Linked DNA regions of Homo sapiens: regions 1, 3, 4, 5, 6 and 7 are each linked to region 2. Evidence: chromatin loops called from intact Hi-C (ENCODE). Cell type or tissue: Calu3. All regions are shown on one strand. Region 1 overlaps LOC107986441 (a long non-coding RNA gene). Region 2 has its middle 100 kb from the start of TRIM36. Region 3 has its middle 230 kb from the start of LINC01957. Region 4 has its middle 260 kb from the start of KCNN2. Region 5 holds the start of KCNN2 (potassium calcium-activated channel subfamily N member 2). Region 6 has its middle 93 kb from the start of YTHDC2. Region 7 overlaps KCNN2 (potassium calcium-activated channel subfamily N member 2).

The links. Hi-C counts contacts between places; a loop is a spot of excess contacts. Peaks named below come from ENCODE experiments on the same cell type or tissue, not always from the same donor. Only the 100,000 strongest peaks of a DNase experiment are listed, where the experiment ranks them.
Region 1: a loop joins it to region 2, with 20 times the contacts of the local background. A loop is called at or near these places in 18 of 110 quality-filtered maps.
Region 3: it touches region 2 in a loop (12-fold over the local background); 9 of 110 quality-filtered maps call a loop at or near these places.
Region 4: a loop joins it to region 2, with 14 times the contacts of the local background. A loop is called at or near these places in 6 of 110 quality-filtered maps.
Region 5: a loop joins it to region 2, with 15 times the contacts of the local background. A loop is called at or near these places in 3 of 110 quality-filtered maps.
Region 6: a loop joins it to region 2, with 5 times the contacts of the local background. A loop is called at or near these places in 37 of 110 quality-filtered maps.
Region 7: a loop joins it to region 2, with 10 times the contacts of the local background. A loop is called at or near these places in 12 of 110 quality-filtered maps.

What each region holds. Positions count from the first base shown.
Region 1 is chr5:113,676,742-113,680,741 of GRCh38, reverse strand. All of the region lies in intron 1 of LOC107986441 (a long non-coding RNA gene), which reads right to left. Among named protein-coding and RNA genes, the nearest start is that of YTHDC2, 170 kb to the right of the region's middle. In Calu3, a CTCF peak has its summit at 1,652 (motif pointing left); a DNase peak (open chromatin) is centred at 1,601.
Region 2 is chr5:115,067,370-115,071,369 of GRCh38, reverse strand. No RefSeq gene overlaps it. Among named protein-coding and RNA genes, the nearest start is that of TRIM36, 100 kb to the left of the region's middle. RefSeq lists enhancers at 2,177-2,486, 1,792-2,991. In Calu3, no CTCF peak of the experiment used is centred here; a DNase peak (open chromatin) is centred at 1,829.
Region 3 is chr5:114,802,385-114,806,384 of GRCh38, reverse strand. No RefSeq gene overlaps it. Among named protein-coding and RNA genes, the nearest start is that of LINC01957, 230 kb to the right of the region's middle. In Calu3, a CTCF peak has its summit at 2,479; no DNase peak of the experiment used is centred here.
Region 4 is chr5:114,099,020-114,103,019 of GRCh38, reverse strand. It overlaps a transcript of KCNN2 not described here. Among named protein-coding and RNA genes, the nearest start is that of KCNN2, 260 kb to the left of the region's middle. In Calu3, a CTCF peak has its summit at 1,644 (motif pointing left); a DNase peak (open chromatin) is centred at 1,669.
Region 5 is chr5:114,359,595-114,363,594 of GRCh38, reverse strand. KCNN2 (potassium calcium-activated channel subfamily N member 2) reads right to left here and starts at 1,525. Exons shown (of 8, transcript NM_021614.4): 1 at 334-1,525. The coding sequence starts at 1,455. RefSeq lists a silencer at 2,248-2,457 and an enhancer at 2,496-3,412. In Calu3, no CTCF peak of the experiment used is centred here; DNase peaks (open chromatin) are centred at 1,574 and 2,474.
Region 6 is chr5:113,604,566-113,608,565 of GRCh38, reverse strand. No RefSeq gene overlaps it. Among named protein-coding and RNA genes, the nearest start is that of YTHDC2, 93 kb to the right of the region's middle. In Calu3, a CTCF peak has its summit at 1,839 (motif pointing right); a DNase peak (open chromatin) is centred at 1,865.
Region 7 is chr5:114,447,920-114,451,919 of GRCh38, reverse strand. All of the region lies in intron 3 of KCNN2 (potassium calcium-activated channel subfamily N member 2), which reads right to left. It overlaps LOC101927078 (a long non-coding RNA gene), which reads left to right. Exons shown (of 13, transcript NR_130785.1): 12 at 3,117-3,357. Among named protein-coding and RNA genes, the nearest start is that of KCNN2, 88 kb to the right of the region's middle. RefSeq lists an enhancer at 2,032-2,101. In Calu3, a CTCF peak has its summit at 1,843 (motif pointing right); a DNase peak (open chromatin) is centred at 1,849.

The sequences.
Region 1 (4,000 bases), 1.4 Mb after region 2:
TGAGGGAAGCACATTCCAGAAGAAGGACAGCGAGAGCCAAGTCTCTGAGGCAGGAACGTGTCTACTCCTCAAAGGACATCAAGAAACAGTGTTAGCCCAGAAGTTCAAACTTTCTAACTTCCTGGCACCCTCAGTGTCTCAGTAATTTTTTAACCACCAAAAAAAAAAAAACTACATAGCCATTCCTTTCATTAGGTAGTTAAATCCAAAAATGTTAAGTATGTATGTCCTAATAATTAAGTAGCTATTTGAAAATAATAATACAAATTGAAAAAAATACCTTTCATTTCAGTCTTAAATAACCACAATTACTTACAAATGGGGCATGTGTGTCCCTTAGGCCCTGCACAGCCTCTCCATCATTGGAATGAGACTGGACACTGCCATCCTTGTTAACTATTCCTGTTCATTTTTGCATACTACTTGCTTTTTATCCCATCAACCTCCAAAAACCTAGCTTTGCAAAAATATGATGTCACCTAGGACTGTAGGAATGTAGTGTAATTTAGTATGAAAACTCTAAAGTCATTTGCTTGGTTTCTGGTAGACGCTGCTCCATTTCCTTCAAAAACTCAAAATATCCTGGGGCCTCTCTGTGAGTTGGCTGCAGCACCTTGGGGTGTCCCAGCACGTAGTTTGGAAACAGCAGGGTTAGTTTATACCTTAGCCTCTTTCATTTTCTTGGATCAAGCTATTTCTATTCTCTTTAGTAGCTTCTCCGGCTGCCTTTCTACAATTTCTCCTTCCCAATTTTCTTTTTGAGTAGCCGCAGACTGTCTTAATCAAATATGACTTAAAGTATGTAGAGATACAGAGATACATAAGCATGTATATCATTATAGTAACGCCACCATTCAGAGGCCTATATCCTGGTGAAGGACTCATTTCCTTCCCTCTCAGCTTCTGTAAGGGAGTTAATCGCCTTTGAAGGTTTTCAACACCAAACAGATAGAAACATGCATTAACACACTAAAACACCATGTCACCTCACATCTATAAAAGATGGGAGGCTGGGAGGAATATTCTCTGTCCCCACAAAGATAATTCTAGTCACAGTGGAAGCCAGTGCTCTCCTCTGCTAAAATTTGCTTGTATACAGTACTTTAAGGCTTAGCTGTTCAATTATTTTCAAAATCATTGACCATTTGAATCATTACAAACTGTTTTTAGAGGGAAAAGGAACATAACATTTTAGCCCATTAGGGGAATTTCAAAGGACTAGAAAGCATGTTCTCATTGTGAGAATCAATTACGCACCTTCATTTCTTCACATCTCAAGTCACCTTCCGACGGCTCATGTGACACAGTTAGCGGCAGGAGGAGTGCTGTCAGAGCTCATTACCAATGCCACACACTGTGAAACAGAGCAGGAGGCAGCCTGACATTCTCTCCTTCAAAGTGAGAATTAAAGCAAATTGAATTTGCTTATGCTGAGATAAAATAATACAGTAAGTCCCTGTACCCCCTCCAAAATAAAAAGGTCATGATTTCTTATAAAGTATAATGAGGGGGGAAATGACTTAAATTAAACCTCTGCTTATCTGCATTGTTGGCTAATTACAACATTAGAGATTCACCCCACCACCACCACCACCCTGGCAGTCTTCACGGTAACATAGCGCCATCTAGTGCTGATATCATGTTAGGGGAATTCAAAAGCACACGTGTAAAGGGCACCTAAAAAGCAATGGTAAAATAAAATAAAATAAAGTAAAATAAAATAAACAAATATTTACTGAGTACCCACTATATAAATACCATATGCCTGCTTTTTTTTTCCTTCACAATTCTGGGAATTGTGTAAAGCTTTCATAAGCAGGAATTGCTCTGACTTTTGTGGAAATTATTTACATGATAGTGAGGGGGGAAGAAAGAGATCCTCTGTTGGAAGTTGTGTCAGCGATTTCATCAACATTAAATATGAGCGTAGAGGTGGCCATCAGGCTTCTCAGCTTGAGCAGAGCCATGATTACATTTACTGCACCTCTTCCCAGAAAAATATGGGGCTACTTAGCATTTATATTGCACTTTTCGTCTCCAAACCACTTTGCAGAACCTCTGAATAATTCCCCCAACGCCCTTCAAAGTAGTTATTACTCCATACTATCAGCCTCTTTATGAAAGCTTTTGATGGCTGTTTTCACTGCGTGTGAGTGAACTGCATTTACCAAAGAGAATTTCTCCAAAGACTCATGTCCAGAGTCAAAGAACAATTACTATCTAAAACCTTAATATTCCCCCTTTTTACAGAGCAAAAAAAGGCTTATAATTAATTTACATAGTGAACACATTACCTCTTTCCTATTCAAAGATAAGAATGTCAGGATAAAGGAAAGCATTGCATCATCAATATGAAATGCTTCCCTATTTTTCCACCAGTGCTACCACACCTAAAATAATAGCATTGTTGTGTCCTCAAAATATTAAGAAAACCCAGGAGACAATTGAGATGGGCAGACTGCTAAAAGAGGATGACCTTATAAATTAGGACCCTGTGATATATTAAGGATCTGACTTTTTTATTTAAAAGGTAAGTGTCTGTCACTCCTAACTTAATCACCTTTTATAAACCAGTTATTCCTTACAGTATTTGGATTAGTGGTGTAATTTAAAACCAAAAATAAAAAGGTACAGAAGTTGTCATTTTAATGAGTAATATTCACATTTTTCTATATATAATTCATGTTTAAACTTCTTAACTGGGCTTGTACCTTTTGTAAAAGAAAACAGAAAAAAATTTTTGTAATCACAAAGCATTTTTACTGTGTGACTCCCATAAACTATGGGATAAAATATGTGTGTTTCAAGAAAAAGGACCTGCATTAAGATGCATCCCAGAGAGAAAGAGAACAGAGTAAGGCAGAAAAGTTAAGAAGTCAGATCCTAAGCAAAGTGTAATGTCAACAGTGGGAGAGGCCAAGACACATCAACATAGTCAATGAGGGGCCAGGCTCCCTCGCAAACATTCTTTCTCTGCTTTCATCTTTATGTATCTTCACCCCAGAGATTACCAGCCCAAGAAACACATATGATAGGCATTTCACAATGCACATGTTATGACTTAAAAACATTTCACATTAGAAATAATCATTCAATATTTTCAGCTTTAAAAAAATGATTGTTCCATGGTATGTGGGAAGCAGTAAGTTAGAATTAATGTATCACATGCCATTTCCAAAATCCCTTCTGCAGACCTAGGAGGATGCTTTTGGTGATGTCTCAATGCCAGCTTTTTAAAAACAATCTCTAGTTATAGTCACTTTATGTAAGGGGATTCATCATCATTCTGTTACCTAATGTATTTTCATATATTTTAGGATTTAGGAAAAGAAGATAGTGTGAACTGAAGTAAAAACTCTAATAAGCATATTCATTAGGCCAGATTATTTTAGGGAAATACAGAAATCTCCCAACTATTCCCTAACAGGAAACCTTATAATTTCCATTAACAGGAGTTCGGGAGGTGGAGGTGGGGTTCTTGTTCCAGGAGTGGTGTGTGTCCTTTTTGGAAGAGTTGGGACGTTCAGATGAGCAAAGAGGGAAAGGAAGGTATATTCCTGGTCTGTAAAGCACAGGAAGCTGCTGACACCAACAAAGGTTTAAAGGCACCCCATTGCCTATGAAATGAAGCCTAAACCTCTCAGCTGGTGAAGGACAGATAACTCATTTTTCACACTGCATTCTGATGAGACCAGAAAGCTTTGTTTCTTCTGTCTGTAAGACTGACCCGAGTTTCCTCACCAAACTCCCACCTAGCTAAGTAGCATGGGTAATTTAGAGTTACAATTAGCGATATTTTAATCTCATCTCTTTTAAACAGTCAGTTTGGATGATGAAGTTTAAATAGTGTATTCAAAGTCAACTTAGTATCATGCCTAGTTTGCATGATCTCTTTTGGATGAATCAGACCCTTCGCCAAATGTTCGGTCTTTCTGATTTTGCACCCTCACTTCCAACTCCACCATGACAGCCACTATATATGTTACAGGGATTTACTGTG
Region 2 (4,000 bases):
TGAGTAAAGCTGAATTGTAATTGCTTCTGGATGGCAGGAGCAAGAGAATTATAAAATACTGGGCTGTTGATCAACTCCCCCTACTTCTGCTCATGCCCTTGTCTTCCCTGCCAAGCATCAAACTGTCAGATGCTCTCCTTTAAGGGTGATATATTGTCAGAGAAGGCATTGTTTTCCCTACAAAGTCATTGGTTGTAGATTTCATTTCTGGCTCTGTAGCAATGGGTTATACCTGGGTTCCAACTACTCTATCTCTAGACCTTCAACCAATTCTTTTTTCTCTAGCCGCACGCCCTACCCCTGCCTTTGATGTCAGATGCCTTTAGATGAACAGGATCTCAGGGACCTGTTTCACATGCTTCTTAGCAGCACCGCTGTCTGTGGGCAGTGAGGTAAAAATGCCATCACTCTGTAAAGTCTACCCTTACTCAAGTTTCTGCAAATGAGTTTAAATCCCTTGCCTGCTGTTGTGTCCTCTCACATTCTCTTTGTCCTTGTGAGTAATATATTTTTTATTTTGTTGTTGTCATTTTGAGTGTCAGGAGGGGAAGGAAATGATTATGTGTGGTCAATGTGTTATGATTAACTTGAAATTCATCTGCACTTTAAACAGAGAAGAGGTCATACAATCTGAAATTTTTCTAAAACCCATGAGGCATTTTTTTTCTAGTTTCTGACAAGTGAGAAGGAAGGAAAATGAGAAGGACTGGTCAGTTTTTCTTCCTTATTGTCATCTTTTCTCAAGATGTACAGAACGCTGGGGCACAAAATTAAAGCTTAAAAAAGAGTCATTTTGGAAGGGATTGCTATTTGTGAGATGTTTATGATGTGAGGATGTGGATATAAGACATTGAAATCAAATTTGCATGACATGCTTTTGATATGTTTAATATTTTTAGAAATTTATAATTTTATATGAGCTAGGCAAATATCGTTTTTTAGAAAACCTTTCAGTTTGCAGGTCAGTAAAAATGTTAACGTAAGGGTTTAGTTTAGGCTTTTACATTTGATTGGTGTTTGTTCAATTGGGCTCACAGATTCAAGATCCAGGGAAAGAGAAAGAAGATGCTTTATTGTGCACTTTGTCCACAGCCCTACTGCTGTGGGCCCTGTGTTCTTGATGATGTCTGCTGATAGACTGAGCTGGGAAGTTCCTCCTTGGCTGTCTTTAGGAATTTTCTCTGGGAAGTTCAAATTTTCTCCTTCTCTCTGATGCTATTCTTTTTGTGCATTTTCTTCTTTTTATTTCTTAAAAAATCCCAAACTCTTCTATTCTCCCAGCTTTATTGAGGTATGATTGACAAATAAAAACTGTATATATTTAAGGTGTACAAGGTGATATCTGATACACCCATACCTTGTGAAAAGATTACCACAATTGAGCTAATTAACATATCCATCACCTCACTGGTGTGTGTGTGGTAAGAACACTTGAGATCTACTCATTTAGCAAATTTCAAGTATACAAAACAGTATTATTAACTATAGTCACTATGCTGTACACTAGGTCTCCAGAACTTATTCATCCTGTAGTTTCTTAACAGAAGGAGATCTTCTGCCAATGAGGGGCATAAAGACCATTGATTTGTTCATACTCTGTTTTCAAGAAGAAACAGATCTTAACAGTGCCTTAGAGGAGAAAGCCTCCTTTGACTGCTTCCAGTCTTTCTGTAGGTGTCTGGCAGATCTGGGCCTTGAGAGATCTAAAACTAGAAACTAAGGGCTAGAATATTTAGCAGAGGCATCGTGTTCAATTCTTGTCATTCCTTTTCTGTCTTTGCTCCTGGATTCTTGCTCCTGTTTCTTGCCAGTAGGTGGCAAGCTAGGCCTGGGAAAAACAGCAAGAACTTGAGGGTTGTGTGGAGTTGGTTTTGATCTTGCAGGGTTATTGTGTGGGACTGTGAAGAATTCCCTGAAAGAAACAAAGGGTTTACTTGTGGGAATCTCCTCAGGCTAGATAGAGGGTCATCTTAGTATTAATTTTAAAAAAAGATACCTGCATATTTATGCCTAACACATATATAAACATACACTAATAAACCTTTATTATGAAAATGTTATTAGCTCACGCATGTTAACTGTTCTAGGCATCCGGTTCATGACATGGGGTTCCAGACAGATCTACAAAAGAGAGGGTTGATTGGGTTGATGGAGTTCCAGACTAATGGAACTGTGGAAGGGTTGACTGGGCTCAAATCAGAGGCAAGGACTTAGGATAGTGCAGACCCCCCCAAATAGAAAATGTGGTAAAAAATAAAAAAAAACAGAGATTGGAGTCAGTTTGAGGGACTAAGTGGCTAAGTTGGCTTCCTGGGTCAACAGGGACTTCCCTAAGGGGACTTTCCCCTAAGCCAAAATGAGTCATAGCTGCAAGCTAAGGGATTGAAAGTTCAACCAATCAAAGGCGACTTTCCCCTCAGCCAAAATGAGTCACAGCTGTAAGCTAAGGGATTGAAACTTGAACCAATCACATAGGGAGTTTAAGCTCTAGCTGCAGCTTGATGTTTTTAACCAATCAGGCCCGCCAACCCACAAGCGGATAGAAATAGCTAATTCTATAGGACAGAAAAAGGAGAAGAGGAGGGGTCATAAGGGGATATAAGCATAAGACACCCAAGCCAGAAACGGCAACCCTTATGGGTCCCGTCCACCGTGTGTGAGCTTTACTTTCGCTTTCTCTTTAATAAATCTTGCCACTGCATACTCTTTGGGTCCCCGCGTTTCTCTAATTGAGCTGTGATACTTGCCGCTGCGGTCCACGGCTTCATTCCTTGAAGCTTGTGAGACCACGAACCCTTCAATGGAGAAAAACCTTCGATTGGAAGAAGACTTCTCCTCTCAAGTTCACCAAGTCAAAGCCAGGGACTGTGGTCAATGAAGGCAGCTTAGCTAAGCCAGAAGTAGGAGACAGAGAGAAGCATGGTACTGTGGATGCATGAACTGGGCATGACTGGGCAGGAAGGGCTGTATCTGGTGTGTCCCTGATCCCAGCTGCCATAATCCCATCTGCCCTGGGCCTGCTGGTTTGGTTCTTGGCAGATGTCTAGTGAGATGGTTAAGGGCATAGGTTTTGAAGTTGGAGTGACTTGGGCTTGAATTCCAGCTCTGCCACCTCATAGGATTGTGACCTGGGGCACCCTACATAACATCTCTGAGCCTTTGATTCTCATCTTCCAGATGTGATAATTGACAGAGCAGGAGCACCATCATCTCAGACAAACCTTTCCCTTCAGGTGCACTAAGATAGGGAAACTAAAGGCAAACTCGGGGGATATGCCTGCAGCTGCAGAAAGAGGTATGGGAACAGACACACAACTCTCCCTCCCAGATAAGCACAACAAAGAAACACAGAAGCAGTCCAAGCCTCTGATAAACTCTCCCTCCCTGAATCCTTAAAAACTCTTAGTCTATAAGAAAGTGCAGCTTCTGACTAACTCTGTCAGAAGTCCCTCCATGGTTGGAAATAAACCTGTTGACTGTTGAGCCACCCTTCTTGTTTCTCTCCTCTTTCTTTAATTCTTATAATAATAGCACTTAGTTCAAGGGTTGTTTTCAAAGTTAAATGAAAAGGGCATATTACTGTTCCTGGAACCAATGAGGTGGTTAACAAATGGTACCTTCTAGTATAATTATTCATTTAATAAAGGATAATAAAAAGAAAAAGGAAAAAGGAGAGGCATCTCATAAATCTAATTTTTGGTCACGAGGGGAAATCTTTATAAATACAGATTATGAGACTTCTCATAAATATAATCTTTAGTTATAAGTGGGAAGGAAACACTCCAAATGCCTGTCCTGCCCTAGGAGGGTAGGTCACATCTTCCTATAGACAGCACAGTATCTTTTCTTTTTGCTTGTGATGGATGGGAATACTCAGAGCACCTCTCAGTAGCACACCAGGTACATCACCTAGGTTGATGAATGCAGACAGCCTGAGCACAGAATACCTTGAAGGTAGCACTAAAAATGCTGTTTAGCTTATATGGAGGTACACATTCTT
Region 3 (4,000 bases), 260 kb after region 2:
CTCTGGTGGAACTCCTCTGCCTTGGACTCACATCAAAGAGGCAGGACATTCCCTTAATCACACGCCGTACTCTGTCTGCAACTTGGGGTCTACAATCCCAGCTTTCAGGCTGATGACAGACACACCGCTGGCTCCTTCTAAGTGTCTTTCTTTTGTATCTACTGTCTTTGATACAATGAAAAAAGAAAAAAAATTAAAGAGGCAAGGGAATCTTTTAATTACGTGGCTTTATTCCCAGACCAAGATTGTGCCCATTAACCCCAAGAAAAATACTTACTAAAAATAAGGCTATATCATCTTTAAAAATTTATTTACCTGACTTCTGTTTTGCTTAGTAGTTAACTGTCTTTACCTTCTGAGTAGATGGTGAGGATGCTTTGTGAGGGAAAGGAAAGAAGCGTAGACTCTACATTACAAAAAATCAGAAAATGAGACTTCCTTGAGTTATCAGACTTGGCAAGTTTTCTGGCCTCTCTTACACCTGAGGGCTGGGATTTGGGTGAATGAAAGAGGTACACTATTTCTTCTCCTCTTTGTGGAGGTTGCAGGCTTGGCACTGAGAGCTCTGCCACTTCTAGCAGCGTGACATTAAACAAGTAATTTTATTTTCTAATCCTTAGTTATCTGATTTCTAAAATGTGAGGTAGTAATAGCATCTTCCTCATAGGATGGCTGGTGGGAGAACTGAAGAAGACACAGTGGATAAAAAGTGTTTAGTTCCTTGACTATCACATAATAAATGCCCTACTAATGATCACTTTTGTTTTTTTTTATTGTACTTTTTAACAAGCTTCAGAAAGTCTCAGGCTTAGTTCTCTTTCTTTTTTTGCTTGGGTCTCCTCTCTGCTCAGAAGATGCTCAGTGAATCTCCATTATGCAGCATGTAAATGACAGTGATGGTGATGGTGATGTTGTTGTTGTTGCTAGGGGACTATTATAGAGAACATCCCTGCAAAGAAGACAAATATGCCTGTGAGGTCTTTATGAGAGCCCTAAATAAGCAGGTGTATGGCAGATAGGTGTTGAGTCCCACTCTGTCCTCCTGTCAATGCCATGAGGAACATACAATGACTGCTCTCACATCAGAGATGGGGAAAGTGATGATTAGAAAGTTAAATAGTTGACTCAATGTCACACAACTGACTGCCAAGCCCCAGCAAGTCTGCAAAGAGGAGAGGGAACCTTGTTCTTCCTTTCTTCACCTGTCCTTCAGCCCCATACTAGGCCTGTGATTGTTCCAGATAACTTGGAGCCAATGAGTCTGATTTCTCCAATGGCCTGATTTCTCCAATGGCCCATGACAATGGGGCAGAAGCCTGATTTGTCTAATGGCCCTATGACAATGGGGCAGAAGGGAAACAATAATAACTTAGAACATTCACAGAGTCTTTGAAAGCCAGTTGTCAGTACTGATCTGTGTAGATGCTGACTTGCCTTTAGAAATAAATACCTCTAGAATATATACATTTTTTCACTTTCTTCATTTCAGAATTTTGTTTTCTAGGTTTTGTAAGAGTCACTGGCCTTTTGTAGGGGTGTTTGAATCTTAAAATACTGAGGCAGACGTTTTAGAAATGTGTGGCCAGGGTTTGGAGATTTGAAATTTATGTTACAGTTCTGGTTAAAACCATTTCAAATATCTGTTTGAAGAAACACTGAGTTTGTGGTGTATATACCAGTGCAACAGGTTCTTCTGAAAGAGATTTGGTTTTCGAAAAGTAAAACAAAATACATTTTTGTTGTTTAAAAGCTGCTACTGTGGGCTGAGTGTGTAACATTTTTCACACAGTTTTCTCTATTTAGTTTTAAAGACACTTCTATAAGGCTGGTATTGTCATCCCCAATTGTGAGTTCCTAGGAAAGCTCTTACTGCAGGTGACTTGGCTTTCATTCCTCAGTGACTTGCCTGGTACCTGGCATGTGGTGCTACTCCATTAATTTGTTGAACACATGAATGAATTATTCCTGTTTTACAAATTAGCAAAATAAGACTCTGTGAGGAAAAATATTTTATCTAATGCTAGGGAGCATCTCTATTAATAAAATACCAATCAACAGAAAATGCAGATATTTTGTAAGAGGCTCCAGAATGTCTACATAGGAGGAATTTGGAGGAGGGACTCCAATTGAAAGGGAGGATTTTGGCCGGGTGCAGTGGCTCACGCCTGTAATCCCAGCACTTAGGGAGCCTGAGGCGGGTGGATCACGAGGTCAGGAGTTCCAGACCAGCCTGGCCAAGATGGTGAAATCCTGTCTCTACTAAAAATATAAAAATTAGCCGAGTGTGGTGGTGGGCACCTGTAATCCCAGCTACCCAGGAGGCTGAGGCAAGAGAATTGCTTGAACCCGGAAGGAGGAGGTTGCAGTGAGCCAAGATTGCGCCACTGCACTCCAGCCTGGGTGACAGAGCGAGACTCTTGTCTCCACAAAAAAAAAAAAAAAAAAAATCTCCACCTACTGTCAGTGTCCTCTAATTGCAGGCTAGAGGAACTTACCTGGAGAAATTAAATGACTTCCCAAGCGCTGAACTGGCAATCCTGACTTCCAAAGGGATAACAATGTCTCAGCAACAAACTACTGAGTTTTTGGGATGAGTATGATATAATGTCTCTTTCCTGAACTCAGGATTCTACAAGCGAGACAGAATGATTTTTGATTATTAAGTTCTTGCTTAGGTTTTTAAAAAAATTAAAGTGCCCAAACATCAATAGATTTCCCTTTGCCTCTCAGCCAAAATACAGATACAAATCAAAATTCTTCTAAATGACCTGAGATTGCTTTGCTTAGTGTGATGAGTATCAGGATATGCTTGAGTCTCCAGCTATGTAAGGTTTGAACTAGCTGAAGAGAATTTCCAGTCCGCTAGAAGGCACTATACCTCTTAAAATAAAAGTAGACTTACTCTAAAGACAATACAACACAATGAACGCAAGAAATTCCAAAAAATCGACTCTGGCCCCAGATGACATTTTGTTTTTTTAATTTTGAAGTTTGCATTACAATAAAAATCTTCCTACCAGATAGGATGAACATGCCAGCTGCCAGCTGACTGACCTGATCATTTATTTATCTTTAACGTCTGAAGGAGGAGTGTCACTGGCTTAGTGATGTGGCCCCTTGGCAAAGACCTGAGCAGGGCCCAAGGGAACACTGTCAGTAGCTGCTATTACTAATTTATCTCAATGTCTTGCCTTATACTTAAAGATCACTGCCACTCAGCAAAGTCCTCTGGCATTATAAAACCCTCAGAAGGGAAGGGAGCCACTCACTGGGACGCTACAACTATTGGAGCTTTCAGTCATATTGTATTACAAGGATACAAGAAATTGCTCTAGCATTTGAAAGTAGGATGCAGCATAATTACATGCAATTAACTAAGAACTTCTTGGACAGCAACCCAAAGTGAGACTTTATCTAACAGGGCTGCAGAGAAGGAGAGAGAAAAAGGAAGAGACCTTATTTTAGCTGTGTTAGGGAACAAAATTTCAAAGGTCGAAGCTGATTGAAGTAGGTCATGTATAATGAGAAATGAAAAGCAGTTCAAAAATGCAAGAGTCTCCACTTCTTTCACTTGAACTGTCCATATTAAGTAATCATTTTACAACTCTTTTTTTCAATGCTATTGGCCCAAACAGTATTGTTTTCCTTTTCCAGTGTCCTGTTAGAGAGGTGAGGAGAATATTAAAGGAAATGGAGAATAGGAACTGAATTGAGGCAAATTCCCACCAAGCAACTTTAAGGTGGGAATCCACTTTTCTTTGTAGAACAAAAAGAGACAATTTTAGACAATGATTTGGTAAAATCTTTGCATGGGAGAAGTAGTTGCTAAATGTGGAAATAATTCCTGGATATGAATGCATGGATTCATGCCTTTTAGAACTCCTTTTTCTTTGTAGTTCATGGTGAACATAGTCTTTATAAAAATATCAACACTTATATTTGTTACATAGATTGATTCCAGATAAAATGCAAGAATTCATCTGGAAATCTATGATGTATT
Region 4 (4,000 bases), 970 kb after region 2:
TAATCTATAGATTCAATGCTATTCCCATCAAGCTACCATTGACTTTCTTCACAGAATTAGAAAAAACTACTTTAAATTTCCTATGAAACCAAAAAAGAGCCCATATAGCCAAGACAATCATAAGCAAAAAGAACAAAGCTGGAGGCATCACGCTACCTGACTTCAAACTACACTACAAGGCTACAGTAACCAAAGCAGCTTGGTACTGGTACCAAAACAGATATATAGAGCAATGGAACAGAACAGAGGCCTCAGAAATAACAACACACATCTACAACCATCTGATCTTTGACAAACTTGACAAAAACAAGCAATGGGGAAAGGATTCCCTATTTAATAAGTGGTGTTGGGAAAACTGGATGGCCATATGCAGAAAACTGAAACTGGACCCCTCCCTTACACCTTATACAAAAATTAACTCACAGTGGATTAAAGATTTAAACATAATACCTAAAACCATAAAAATCGTAGAAGAAAACCTAGGGAATACCATTCAGGACATAGGAATGGGCAAGGCCTTCATGACTAAAACACCAAAAGCAATGGCAACAAAAGCCAAAATTGACAAAAGGGATCTAATTAAACTAAAGAGCTTCTGCACAGCAAAAGAAACTATCATTAGAGTGAACAGGCAATCTATAGAATGGGAGAAAATTTTTGCAATCTATCCATCTGACAAAGGGCTAATATCCAGAATCTACAAAGAACTTCAACAAATTCACAAGAAAAAAAAAACAAACAACTCCATCAAAATGTGGATGAAGGATATGAACAGACACTTTTCAAAAGAAGACATTTATGTGGCCAACAGACACATGAAAAAAAGCTCATCATCACTGTTCATTAGAGAAATGCAAATCAAAATCACAATGAGATATCATCTCATGCCAGTTACAATGGCAATTATTAAAAAGTCAGGAAACAACAGATGCTGGAAAGGACGTGGAGAAATAAGAATGCTTTTTCACTGTTGGTGGGAGTGTAAATTAGTTCAACCACTGTGGAAGACAGTGTGGCAATTCCTCAAGGTCTAGAACTCGAAATACCATTTGACCCAGCAATCCCATTACTGGGTATATCCACAAAGGATTATAAATCATTCTACTATAAAGACACATGCACACGTATCTTTATTGCAGCACTACTCACAATAGCAAAGACTTGGAACCAACCCAAATGCCCATCAATGATAGACTGGTTAAAGAAAATGTGGCACATATACACCACGGAAAACTACGCAGCCATAAAAAGGATGAGTTCATGTTTTCTTCAGGGACATAGATGAAGCTGGAAACCATCATTCTCAGCAAACTAACACAGAAACAGAAAACCAAACACCACATGTTCTCACTCATAAGTGGGGGTTGAACAATGAGACCATTTGGGCACAAGGAGCTGAACGTCACACATTGGGACCTGTTAGGGGGTGGGGGTAAGGGGAGGGACAGCATTAGGAGAAATACCTAATTGCAGACGACAGGTTGATGGGTGCAGCAAACCACCATGGCACATGTATACCTATGTAACAAACCTGCACGTTCTGCACATGTATCCCAGAACTTAAGTATAATAATAATAATTTTAAAAAAAGAAAAAAAAAAAAAAGAAAACCATAGATGGTGCCACTGGCATAAACCACTATGTAAATGGCGCCACCTAGAGATGTGATTACACCTACTGCACCAGGACCAATATAATCCTGTGCAGGACAGTGCCTAAAATGTAAAAGTTTGAATCATATTTATGGGATGGATGACTATTGAGCCAAATATTCTCTAAAATTTTTCCTAATTCTAAAATTCTATGACTACTCACAAAGATTTAAAAGTGGACCACAGCTGGGTATAAACAAAAACTACCAAGCAAATTATATCCAAAAAATGTAAACATGTACCAAATAATATTCAGTTTAGAATTTATGGACAGAGCTTTAATATCCAACCATAAGAAATAAAAGTTATAATAATAGTGAAAAATATAAAGTTATTAAAGCACTTAATGTAAGTATATCCATAGGTCTGTATATAAAATAAGGATATTATATAAATATTTTGAAAAGAGATCTACAATATTGATATATTAATAATTATATATAAAATGTAATGTAACTATGGACTTATATTCTTCTTAACTAAATGTTTTATAATCCACTATTTCACTATTCTTTTCCTGTTCAAACCTTCTAATTTTGGCCAAAATGGACATCTCCATATCGGGTTTTGAATACGTCTTATTTTCTGGCCTAATAAAATAGTTTAGGCTTGGCTTATACTTCTCCTCTGACCCGGAATCCATAATTTCTCCAAGAAGCCTTAGTTCCTTTCATTTAGAAATCAAAGTCTGGGCTCCAGGGATCTCCTTGTCACTGGGGACTCATTGCCTCTTGGCCCTTAAGATGGGCAGAGCACATACATACACACACTCATAAACACACACATACCCACATGGATACATATATTCATACTGATACACCCAAGAAGAGGATACTTCCTCTCTTCTTTTCATTCGTAGTTTGTTTCTGCATTCTCTGCAGTGAGAACACTGGTTTCCATGAACAATATACTTAGTTCCTTGATTAATCCTATAATACTCAAAATCCAGCAATACTACACCCATACCCAGCAATACTATTCCAACAAGAAACTTAACAAATTAATATTTCTTTGGGATTCATTTTACTTTTAAAATATATTCCACTAAGGGAAGAAAGCTAGAGCTCCATCTATAAAATCTACCTGGACTACTATTTTTTTCTTCTTTGTAGTTATTTTATAAATTTGCTGTATATTTTGGGTCATTTAATCTTGGGGGTTTTCCTTCACCCTTTTAAATTTATTTCTCCTATTGGAATACGTAAAACATTAATATGGCTCAAAATAAAATCTACATTAAAATTACACTCAGGTCTCATTCCTTTCTACTGTTTTCATCCACTGCTTGTAATTAATTTCACTCATTTCTGATCTATAAGATTGAGATTTATAGAGATGTTTAAATTAGGAATAAGATATTATAACATGATAGATTGTAATTTGTGAAGAAATACATTGAGCATCTCATATCCTATGGAGTTCATACAAAAGTACAAAAGACTTACTTGAATAATGTATTTAATATTTTATAAATAAAAACTTTTCTTTATATATATTATTTAAAAGACACCTTTTTGTGTGAGGACCTCTCTAATGTCAAAAATATAAATCAATTCAAACGTAATACCTATGGTCATTATATAGACAGTCTTTTTGACTAAAACTTTTTGAAAAGTAGGGCTACTATATCTGAAGAAAAGCAATCTGGTCCAAAAATTTTTCCAAGAACAAAATCATAAATAGCACAATTGCCAATGAACTCTAAATATGAAGTGAAAAGACTCTAAGTCAGGTATGGTGGCATGTGCCTGTAGTCCCAGCTACCTGGGAGGCTGAGGAGGGAGGATCCCGTGATCTCAAGAGTTTCAGGCTATAGTATGCTATGATTGCACCTGTGAATAAGCAATGCATTCCACCCTGGGCAACAGAGTGAGATCCTGTCTTTTCAAGAAAAATAAAAAAGACTCTAATAATAGTCTTAACTTTTCCTCAATGTAGTTGCTAGGACTTGGTCAAGCAATTTTTCTCCTCCAAGTTTTTGTTTTCTTATGTGCAAAATGAAAAAGGAGGTGGAAAGAGGAAGTGGGAGTAACGCTTTTCAGTTCTAGCAATTGGTGATTTTTTATAATGCTATAATCTTGCTATAATCTGTATTATATATATAATCACGCTGAGAAACCTTGGCCTACATATTTATGTATGTGACTGGCCCCAAATTGGACTGGTCTTAATACTGGAGGAAGAACCTGGCTGCCTATGTGGTGTGGTTCCAGTAGTTCAGGGTACGTTTTTTGTCAAAAGAAAACACTTATCACATCAAATTTGATGAATTATTTATTTTCAGAATAAAGTCAATCCTTTGGAGAAAAGCCTAATATGTGGTAAAATTGCTTCAAGTCATTTATATT
Region 5 (4,000 bases), 710 kb after region 2:
GAGCGGGTTGAAAGGGCCCTTCTAAACATAATTCACGAGGGGATGAATTACAGATGGTTTCCCCACCGACTTCCAGAACCACTTACTTAAGGTGCCCGAATGCGCTGAGCACTCTTAACTGCCTCGAGAACTTTGGCTGCACGCGGAAAGGGTTCATCTCCGAGTTGTTTAGCTGACTACGGATGCGCGTCCTAGACGCGCCCGCTGTCCTGGCGGGCTCCCTTGATCGTCCCGGAGAGGCTAGGGATCCGCACGCAAAGGGTCCCCGCCAGTGCCCATCCCAACCACCCAGTGCCCGACTCCGGTAGCGTGGGCTGGGGTTCAAGCCTGTACCTTGTCGTAGGCGCCCCACGACAGCTCGGTCTCGATGACCATGACCACGATGCCGAACATGCCGAAGATGAGCGCGTAGTCGCTGAGCCGCTTGCGCTTTTCGAACAGGGCGCGCCGGTGGCCCAGCTTGTAGCCGATGTTCTGGTTTTTCTTTTTGCTGGACTTGGTGCCACTGCTGCTGCCGTGCCCGCTCCCGCCACCGCCGCCGCCTCCTCCAGTGCTGCCTCCGCCGCCGGTTCCATAGAGCGCCAGGTTGTTGGAGTTGTTGTGCTCGGGCTTAGACACCACGATCTCGGGGGCTGAGGACGAAACAGCGGCGGCGGCGGCAGCGGCTGCAGACGGGGAGGACGCGCCGCCACCTCCTCCGACAGACGCGGGGGGCTGCAGGGGCTGCGCCTCTGAGTCCATCTCGTGCAGGTTCCGGCGGGACGCGCTCAAGTTGCTGAGCGGCCGCATGACGCCCCCGTTGTACCTGCAGCTGCTCATGGCTATTTCGGTGAAGGGGTTGCTCTCGCGGCGCGCCTGGGGCTGGTGGTGCTGGTGGTGCGCCGGGTGCGGGTGGTGGTGGTGGTGCGAGAGCGGGGGCCCGGAGCCCAGACTGCCGAGGCTGCCCGTGGGGCTGGCGGCGGGCTGCAGGCTGTGGCACTGGTGGTACTGGGAGGCGGACGCCGACTGCTGCGCGGACTGCTGCGCGTACTGCTGCCGGAGCGCACTGGCATGGCTGGACGGCGTCAGCTCGCTCACATTGAGCTGGCTGCCCCGGCGCGACGAGCAGCAGCAGCAGCAGCAGGACGAGCCCGACAGCGGCGAGGAGGTGCGGGTCCGGAAGGCGCCGCCGGGCGAGGAGGTGCGGAGCAGCAGGGACAGGTTATCTCCCGCCCCCGCCGCCGGGGCACCGGAGGAGGCGCAGCTGTTGCACCGGAGGCATGGGCTGCTGCCGCCGCTGGCCGGCTGCTGGTGCGCGAGGTGCGGGTGGTGGTGAGGGTGCGGGAGGGGCGCGAAGGGCGGGCACGGCTTGTCCTGGCTCTGTTGCTGCTGCTGGCAATGCAGGTGTGAGGAGCGCGGCGGCGGCGGCGGCTGCTCTGGGAAGAAGCCGCGCTGGAACTGCAATGGGGTTTCCATGTCAGGGCTGTTAAAGCTGCAGGGAGACCAAGCGGTGGTGCACCCTGCGCAATGCGTTATGGTCGGGAGCGGGGACTCCTGCTGCTGGTGCGAGGAAGGGCCCATGCCGGCTCCGGTAGAATCCAGGCGGCGAGTCCGATTGGTTGGGCGCACCAAAACAATGGGCATGACATCACCTGCGGGGACCGAGACTGAGTTTGCGGCGCGCGCGGCTTAGGGAAGCGTGTGTGGCAGAGAAAGATGGGGAGGGGAATCTGCAGGACAAACCCTAGGGGGGTGCAGTCCAGAGCCAGGGCGCTCCAGGGCAGGGATTCCGCCTGCTGATTGCGTGGAGATGGAGAGCCCCCACGCAGTGCAGCTGGGCTGCAGGGGGAGGAGAAAAGAGAAAGGCGCCCCTCCCTCCCGTGCCGCTGCCCCCTTGACTAGTGCCGGACGCGCTGCCCGGATCACCTGCGCCAGCCACTGCAGCACGTCGGGCCACCTTGGCCGGGGGCAGGCTCAGGGACGGTGTGGAACCCCGACCACTTCTCCGACTGCACGCCTCGCAGGGCTGCAAAACAGCAGCCCCCTCGTCCCACGCCCGCTTCTCCCAGATCATCCCGCCGAGAGTGGGCTGCCGGCTGCCCGCCAAGTAACTGCGGGGGCACTGGCTTTGGGGAGAAAAAGTTTGGCGACCGGCTGCGCCAGTGCAGCAGCGTGTGGGGAGAATCCCGGGGCCTGAGCCCTGCCTTGGCCGCTGCGGGATCATAGCCGACCCCGAGACCGGATCTTTCCCAGCCGGCAGGCTCTGGAATCTGGATTGGGTGCGCGGCGCTCTAGCCCAAGTGCGCTGCGGCGCGGGTAGGGTTAACCGCCTCGGCACCCCGGCCGGGGGTGGGTGGGGGCGGGGCCGGAGGAGGGGATCCCCGCAGTCTGCCGACAGAGCCGGCCGGGCTTCCCGGGTCCCCCCTGGCGGGGGCGGAGGGCTTTCCCCGCTACCGCCAGCTCACATTTGCGCCTTCTCCAGAACATGAGGGGATGGCGCCCCCGGCCGCCGGGTCCTGGGCTCTGGCGCTCAGGCCCTCCGGCAGCCCGAATCCGGAGGTCCCAGGGCTTCCTTGCCGGTGGAGAGGCAGGCGGCTCGCTCAAAGGTGTGGGGGCTGCTCAGCCACCGCCGGCCTCCAGCTGCTCTTCTGCTTCTCTTCCTCCTCCTCACCTGCAGCGCAGACACAAAGCAAAGACCGGTCACAAATACGCAAATATCGAGCATCTTTGCCAAGTCCTAACTGCAGCGGCGGGTGGGAAAGGGGCCTGGCGCGGGCTGATTCACCCCGGTAGTCGCAGCCTGGCAGGGAAATTAAGAATGATAGCTTGGGCTGAATAGTCGCTGCCCACGGACAGTGCTGGAGTTTTGTTGGAGTTCGGTATCATTATTTATTTATTTACTCTCTAATAAACTAACAAAAATTGCATTTGGTGTCTCACAAATTCCCTGTGCTGTCTTCTTCTAAGAGATGTACCAACACAATGCACTAGGTGATCCTTATGTTCTTTGTTTCTGCTCCATCTTAAGTCTTTACATTTGCATTTCTTTGTGAATTCAAATTCCCGTCTCCCCCTAAAGAAGGTGAAAGAAATTGGCCCGTTGAATATTTGTTTCCATTTTAAATTATTTTAAAGCCTGCTTTTCATGATAAAGACTATTACAACGAGTTAGACCTAGCAATTAGAGTGAAAGCGGATCACCCTCATTAGGTCATTAGGTAATTGGAATTCTCAGCTGGATCCAATTTCTTGATATTCTACTCGGCAGCTGCCCTAAAGTTGCTTACCTGGTATCTGCTTTTCAGAGTGTGCGTGTGTGCGCTTTCAATGCCATGGAATGAATAATTCATTTTATGATGTTCTTTGGACACATGTTAATTTTAATTTTTTGTGTGTGCAAATAAACATTCAGCAGAAAAAAAGGGGTGGGGGGTGCACAGCTGCTTTTAGTCCCGTAGCCCTGGACTTGAGCTAATTAATACTGTCCGGAATTGAATTTCTCAATGGTCTTGGTCAAGAATATAATTTAGTGGCTAACAATCAGAGACAGCATTTTGTTTTTATCATCTATTACTATTTTTGTTCTGTATCTTCAAAATAGCAATTCAATAAAACTTCTTTAGAATCACGAAGCTAATTGAGTCTTCGGGGCAGCTGAGTAGATACTGCATAAATTGTGTGGAAAGCATGAGTATTCAAAACAATCCTGCGAAGTAATTTGAATTAAAATGAAAGTTTCCCTATGAAAAGTTACTAACCTGGTCTGAAAAAGAAATTCAACTCATGCGGAAAATCCATCAAACATGTATTAGGACGCTTTTCAACAAATTATGTAGCTTTCCAGTTGCTATACGTAGCGATTGAGTGAAAATGTTTGATTCATCCTTACAAATCTAAATACTTCAAAGGAACATTATGGTAAATTAATAAATATTTTTATTAGCCGTTCATAAATTTAGATAAAAGATTACATAGCCTCCACCCCTGAAATATCATAATAGTTGTTGCCAGCATTAAATTA
Region 6 (4,000 bases), 1.5 Mb after region 2:
TATAGCCTAAAACAAAGATGATAGCAACTCCTTCCCAAAATAAGCCTCCCTCTTGTCTGGGCACTAGACCAAGAAACTAGCCACAAGATTAGAAACCATGGCTCAGGAGTCGTGCAGCTGGAAGCTGCAAGATTCTGACCCTCCCTAAACTGCTCCCAAGATCAGTGCTCAAGATACTTGGCAAACCCTGCCCTTGATGGATCAGCTGGCACCACCCAGATTGACAAACTGGCTCATCTGATTTTGTAGCCCCCACTCAGGAAGTGACTCAGCACAAGAAGACAGCCACCACTGTAGAATGGCAGAGACTAAAACAAAATATTGCCACGTAGTCACAGCTCATGTTCCCAAGGACATAAAACAAGATGGAGGCCTGCAGCAAACTTCATCACCGATCATTTTGTAGGGCTGGCTTGAACAGCAGGTTTATGAGGTCCCAGTCCTAAGGCACCCTTTCTTTTGACAGAACCATGCAGAAAGACATGCAAAGCACACCAGATTGACGACAGCTTAAGACCAACTACACAAATCCTTTTTCATTAATTAAAACTTAACAGAGAATGTAATCAGTGATCCTTATTATCCCTTTTACCAGTTTGCCCAGAGACAGAGAGGCCAAAAGCCCAACTGGTTAAAAAAAAACTTTTACCGTTTTGCTGGCATGTCAGCTTCTGGGTTCCCTGCTCCTGAGCTCAACTCTAAGCGATGCACTTTAAGGTTTGGGGAACTTGACATTTCTCTGTTTGGAGGAACATTATAAAAGAAGGAATAGGAGCCATTTTAAACTGTGAAAGAAGGAAGGAGAAATACCATAGAAAAGTCTAGCGGTTTGGGTAGTAGAACTGGAGGAGCTGACATGTGGATGGGGGGCAGGAAGGGCCACAGCATCTGGAAGTTGCATTCGAGGGTTGCATTCAAGGGTTTCCTGAGGGTTTGTTTCTCTAATTTTGGGGAATCATTTTCTTTGGGCCCTCCTGATATGACTGGTAAAAAAGCTGAGTTGATTGTGCAACACTTGCAAAGTTCTAGTAAGAAGGCCATGCCCTTGTGCATAAGAAAGTGACCCACTTTTTCTTTAAAATCTAGTGTCAAAGGAGTCCCAGTGCTTCAGAACACATTCCAGAGGAATTCAGGCTGAAGATGGTCTGTTACCTATCTAGAAAGAGAAGCAAGAAAAACGTATGCCTTTAGTCTCCTTCCTTTCCTTTGAAATGGCCCAAGGTAGAGGGAAAGACAGTGGAGGCATCCCCCCACCTGTTTTCCCTCCCTAGTTCCCTGAGCCCTGGCATTTATTAAATGTGCCACCCATGGTTGCAGGCATGACCCTCAGCATGGAACCAAAGGAACTAAGCGATTTGGGATTATGTTCACTCTTGTGACTTTAGTCCTCCACTTGTGATATCCCTTTGATTTCCTGGACTCATCTGGCCCGTGTGGCTCCCAGAAAGATGGATCTCAGGAAAAACTACATAATAGTTTCATGTGAGCAAGACCCATTTAATGGAGGGAGTGTACTAGATTAAACTCTATATCCTGCTATTATGGCCCATGCTAAAGCACTTACCCTTAGAGAATGGTTCCGGTGAACTTCCAGACATAAAATCTTCTTACTATTTAAGTATCGTTTTAATGGGAGGTAGAATATGTGCCTTAAAAGAACGTAGGGACCGAATGGCCATTTTCCTGCTGATGGGACGGTATCGAGACTAAAATTTGATTTTAGAGGATTTTTTCCTCCTCATTGCTGAAGGGAGAGTTTTTCCATTTACAGAAGCGCATAAAGCCTGGTCTCTAGTAGAGAGGTGCCAAAAGGGAGGAGATTTCTATTCCACTAGGTGGTGCTGTTGACCTTGAAATGCCATGTGCCCTCCAGCCCAAGGGCGGAGAAATGCTCACAGTGGTGGGGCGGGGGAGTGGTGGAGACCCTCAGTTCCTAGAAAAATCACAAAAACGACATTCCCTTGAGCTATATTCCTGGTTACTGCAGCATCCTACATTTCCTGATCTTGCCTAATAGGATTACTTCCCTGAACTGTAAAAATTCCCACCACATTGCATACAGAGAGAGGAGACATGGCAGTCGCAGACAGGAAAGGAGGAAATTATGATAAGTAAAGCTGGAGATCCTGTTGCCGATGCCTGATTGAGCAGTTGGAGGCGGGTCAGTCCAGAAGCCTTCAGATAACACCAGGGTGTAGACCTGGCCAGAAATCCTCCAGGACTTATTCCAGCCCCATGCAATGGCTAGGTTTCCATGAAGGGAAATCAGTTCAAAACACAGCCAAAATGCCCAGAATGGAGGCCGACAGCCTTGAAATGAAAGGATGTCCCAGATGGGGCCCCAAAATGAAGCGGCGACATTGTCTGGGATAAATACCCGAGGTTCGTTGTTTCACGCCAAGGGATTCAAGGACATGGACACACAAGTAGAGAGTTTAAGAGCAGAGGTTTAATACGTAAAAGAAAAAGAGAATAGCTCTCTATTCTGCACAGAGAGAGGGGCACCCGAGTGGGTCTTCCAGTTTTGTGATGAAATAAACGGGGTTTTGTAGATGAGCTTGAGGAGGTGGTGTCTGATTTATATAGGAGGAGGTGGTGTCTGATTTACATAGGGCCCAAGAGATTGGTAGAACCAGTTGTTATGTTTGCATGGGGTTCAAGGAAGCTGCCCATCCCACCCTAATCTTTTATTGTGCAGATGGGCTCTCTACCTGGCCAGCGCCATGTTGTCTGTTCCTTACTGTACACGTGGTTCACAAAGGGAAGATGGAGCCACCATGTTGAACATGACTGGCCCCCAGGTAGCCTTTCTCTACTGGCACAGCTGCTGGTATTTACCTATGCAAGATTTTAGCTTGCTTAGTTATGCTTGCAGCTTGATTTTTCAGGCTGCTTTTTGTTAGAAAAGAAATGATTTGGGGGCTGCTTTTACAAAAAGGAAAGCTTACTGAGGACTTTCTTACCCTATCTGCCTAAATAATTTCCAACTCCTGTATCGAAACGACTGTACTTTTTCTACCACATTATCTTTGTGTCCTTGTGAAAAAAAATCAGTTGCCCATAGATGTTGAGTGTATTTCTGGACTTTCCATTACTTTCTACTGCTCTATGTGTCCACATTTATGTAAAAACCAGGTTGTTTTGTATACTAAAGTGTCTTAGTCTGTTTGTGTTGCTATAAAGGAATATCGGAGATGGTAATTTATTTTTTATAAAAAGGTTTATTTGGCTCATGATTCTGCAGGCTATACAAGAAGCATGGTGTCAGTATTTGCTTCTGGTGAGAGCTTCAGGCTGCTTCCACTCATGGCAGAAGGCAAAGGGGAGCCAGCTGTACAGAGATCACATGGCAAGCAAGAAAGCAAGAGAGAGGGGGATTAATCTATTCACATAGGATCTACCTTCATGACCCAAACACCTCCCATTAGGACCCATCTCCAACACTGGAAACCAAATTTCAACATCAGATTTGGAAGGGGTCAAACAAACTATATCCAAACTATAGCATAAAGCTTTGTTAAGTCTTGAATTAGATAAAAATTAAGTATGGGCCCTCTAAAGTTGTACTTTTTCCATTGTTTTGGCTATGCTAAGGTCCTTTACATTTCCATATAAATTTTGAAATCAGCTTGCCCATGTCTACAAAAAAGCCCACTTTTGTGATTCTGATGAATCTATAGATTTTGCAGAGAACTGACTTCTTAGCAATATTGAGTCTTCCAACCCATGAAAAAGTAAATCTTTGTTTTTTAGGTCATCTTTAATTTCTCTCAGCAACATTTTGTACATTTCAGTGTATAGGTTTTTCGTATCTTTTGTCAGTTATTCCTAAATATTTATCTTTTTTGATGCTTTGTAAATGGCATTTTTTCTTATTTTAACTTACAGTTGTTTGTTGCCAATATACAGAAATACAGCTGGGTTCTTGTATATTGATTTTGTATCCTGGAACCTTGTTAAACTCATTAATTAGTTCAAGTAGCTTTTGGTAGTGGGAAAC
Region 7 (4,000 bases), 620 kb after region 2:
TTGATTCTTTTTTTTTTTTTTTTGAGACAGTGTCTTGCTCTGTCACCCAGGCTGGAGTGTAGTGGCGTGATCTTGGCTCACTGCAAGCTCCGCCACCCGGGTTCACGCCATTCTGCTGCCTCAGCCTCCCAAGTAGCTGAGACTACAGGCACCCGCTACCATGCCTGGCTAATTTTTTTGTATTTTTAGTAGAGATGGGGTTTCACCATGTTAGGCAGGATGGTCTTGATCTCCTGACCTCATAATCCGCCCGCCTTGGCCTCCCAAAGTGCTGGGATTACAGGCTTGAGCCACCGCCTCCAGCCTTGAATTTTTATAAATTATATAATTCTTTATTGACTCTAAAATGCCAAAGTGAGTATTTTCACCTTGATTTTCTTTTGCTCCTTTAATTTTGCACATTTGGAATGTCTTCCTCTCTTCTTTTCATTGAGAAAAATGTCAAAGCTAACCCCTTTTCTCTCTCCCTGTGTGTGTGTGCGTATGTTTGGCGGGGCATGGTTCTGTAAAATGTCCGGTTTCTTTTCATGCATTAACCTTGGCTAATGACAGTTTCATTCACACTTGGGATATAGACAACTTACTTTTTTGTCTCCAGACCATCAGCGGCTATGTTCTAAGAGCATAAGCTTACTTTAAAATAAAGTTCGATGTCCCAATGGAAAAGGGAATGATAGAACATCCACAAATTTTCAAACTTGAAGAATTACATTTATCGTGTTTCCCTGAGAGGACAAAGAGGTTTTGTTTTCTAACTCTATTATTCACTATGCATTTACATGTCATATTGGAATAAGTGACTTCAGCAATGACTTATCTGTCAATAAGTTAAAAGTCTCAAATCTTACACCTATATAACTTTCACTACTATGTTAAAAACCTATAAGAACACAGACGGTATCACTAATAATTTCCCCCAATTTATATATTATTAGAAAATTACATTATTTGAAAATTAAATGTTGATTACTACTGAGCAAAACTATTTTATGTCCTTATTTAAAATGAATTTAGGTCTAAGCTAAGAAAATTATAAACAGGTTTTTGTTATATGTAATATCCAGTAGGTCAATCTGAAGTCAAGTGGGATGTAGAACAGTGTTTTGTTAAATGCGTAACAGATACACAGCATCCCTGGCCCAAGGCAGCAACAAGAAAAAAAATTCTCCACTAATTTCCATAATTCCCCTGGGGGCGGTATTACTCCTGTTCTGAACCACTGGCCTAGAGTTTCAGGGCAGCTGGGACTCTAGTAATGGCCATCAGACAATCTGGAGCTGGCTTCATATCAACACATCTGGAAAGTAGTGAAACTGGAAAATCTTGGAATTTGGCAAAAACGCCTGAAGAGAATTATATTCTCAAGCCCCTGATACTTTCTGGGAAATCAAAAAATATCAAAATCCAGAACAATGTTTTAACCAGGACTAGCATTTCTGACCAAGTTTCTCTTTCCTCCTGTTCCTTTTCTAACTTCCAGACCAGTGGATATTTAAACATTGCGGGGCAACCTCTATTCATTCAGCTCCTGCTGCGTGCCAGGCATCCTGTGCACACTGTGAGCTCCTCCAAGAGGAAACTGGAACCCCAGCAGACAGATGGAGCCATGCTCGACCAGGCCCAAAGATTCCCTTACCCAAAAAACCACTTTTTCAAAAACACTTAATCTAATCCATGTCTGATGTGTGCCAGGCTCTGCTGATAGCAGAGAAAGCATGTTGACACTGGCCTGGCAGACTCTATTTTTAGAAGCCCCCACTATGATTTTCCATGATGGGTAGCGGCCAGCTGACGGATGCACGGCACCTCAGAGGCAAAGAACGGTGTGGCGGGCAGTCACTAGGTGGCAGTGCCACACCAGTTTATCCCCACAGCTGCTCTGCAGAGTTCAGCCAGATCAGTGCTAGAGGAGGGCTGTGAGGTGATGTTGTGGGAATACCCTGCAGGGAAAGCCCCCATTCTGGGTTAAGGGCTCTTCTAAGGGAAGAGTGCGCGCACGCGAGCGCGCGCGTGTGTGTGTGTGTGTGTGTGTGTGTGTGTATGTTTGGATGCTTACTCTATTCTAAATCCAATCTAAGGTAGCAGATCTGAGGAGGCAGCATCTGTACATTTCACCCCTCTGAGATTCTCAAGATCAAAGACCAGATCTTATCTCTTAAATCTGTAAGGAAAAAAAAAATCCCTGTGGATATTTTTAACTAGGCAATGTTGGAAATGAACCTGCATTTGAAGATATAAAAGTCAGGGTCTTGTTCACTTGCTCTGAGACAAGAGGCAAGGAGGAACTGAGCTGGGTTCAGAGGTGCTGCCCCACCTCTTGTTCTGCATGACCCACAGCAGTGCATCCTAATGTCTGAGCCTCGCTTTTCTCTAAGAGAACAGACTGTCTACCTCACCAGGTGGCTGTGAGCACGGAGATAACAAAACGCTACCCAAGTCCTCATCAGTGTACAGACTGTGTGCTCTATATTCAGCAAGTACTCTATTTACGTAAAAGTAGATACAAAGAAAAGTCATTACTTTTGGAAGTGGGCCTTCTTGCACAGAAGCAAGGTGACATACCTGAGGGCTGCTCAGAGTATGCGCAGCTTTGGTTTTGCTCCCTTCTACCCTACACTACGTTTTGCTGCCACTGCCAATGAGCACAGTAACTAGTATGACAAAGACTGAAAAGAGGGCTGGAGAAGGAGAGGAGGGAGAGGAAAAGGTTAGTCAGAGGTCCCTTGGAAAGGCAGGAGCAACATAGGGTGAGGGTACAGCAGGCCACAAAATGAAACCAGGAAGAAAGTGGGAAGTTCAGTGACAAGAAGTCCAAATGAAAAAAGAAAGCTCACGATCGTTCTGTGCCATTTCATTTTTGGGCCCCCTCAGCTGCCTCTCCTACCAACACTAGCACTTCAATCTCCAGGGTGGCAGGCCGAGGGAGGACGTACATCTCTATGTCTAGTATCAGTCACGTATTCCTGAGAATTTTTTGACAGGGCTTCTGTTTAGGGCTCTCAGTCAACTGAGAAAAAAATATGCGCCACTGATCCAAATCAACCAGCTTAAGGTGCCCCATCTACAGTACGCAGTTATCACAAATTGATTCTAAATTTTTAATTTTCAAAATACAGCAAATGAAAATTCCTACGTAGAACAAACAATGACAAGAAGTCTTAGCCTCCAGCACTTCACAGTTTCAAGCTATGTTTCTAGGGAAGCAGAACATTCCTGAATGTCATTGCATTATTCCTCGGGGAGAGATAAGAAGCAGAGTCAGAAAACTGAGCCACCAAACCCAGCGAGCTGAGAGAGTTCTCAGATGAAGATGATTCCAGACAGGCTGAGGAGAATGAGCACAGATTTTCTGGGAAGGTCATTTTCAAGGTTTACCAGTTAAATTTTCCCACTTCAATTCTAAAAATTAGTCTTAGAATGCCTCCTAATTGCACCTTGCTTGATTCAGCATGGGCAGCTAAAATATAGACTTCAATGCCAAAATGTCAGGAACTGAATTAAAACACAGGTCTAGGTTCATGCAGGAGGAGCACAGTGTAGTGAACGAAGCTGTCTCAAACTCAAACCATCACCGCTAAGACCCACCAGTCCCCTACTCCATAAAGGCTTCAGAACACCCTTGTAGAGATCTGGAACTGACACAATATGTTGTGTTAAAGCCGGAAAAATATTTTTATACAGGCAGAAAATAAGAAATGAAGGGAAGAAAAGAAGAGTTGGGTAACAAGAAAGGATGAGATAGGGGAGCTGAAAGTGAGAAAGTGAATAAAAGAGTGAAAATAACTGCAAGTAAAATTTTGTAAACATATAATGGTTGGAGAAAAATCACTACATAAATCACGAAAACCCCAAAACTTTCAATGCCAGCCAGCCTACTAATTACTTAAAAAGCCAGCCTTGTTTTCCAGCACTATCCACAAATAGATCATGTAGCTTTCACTAGTTCCTATAAAGTTTCCAACTAATCCAGAAAAAAAGGTGAAAAGAAAAAGGCAATTCA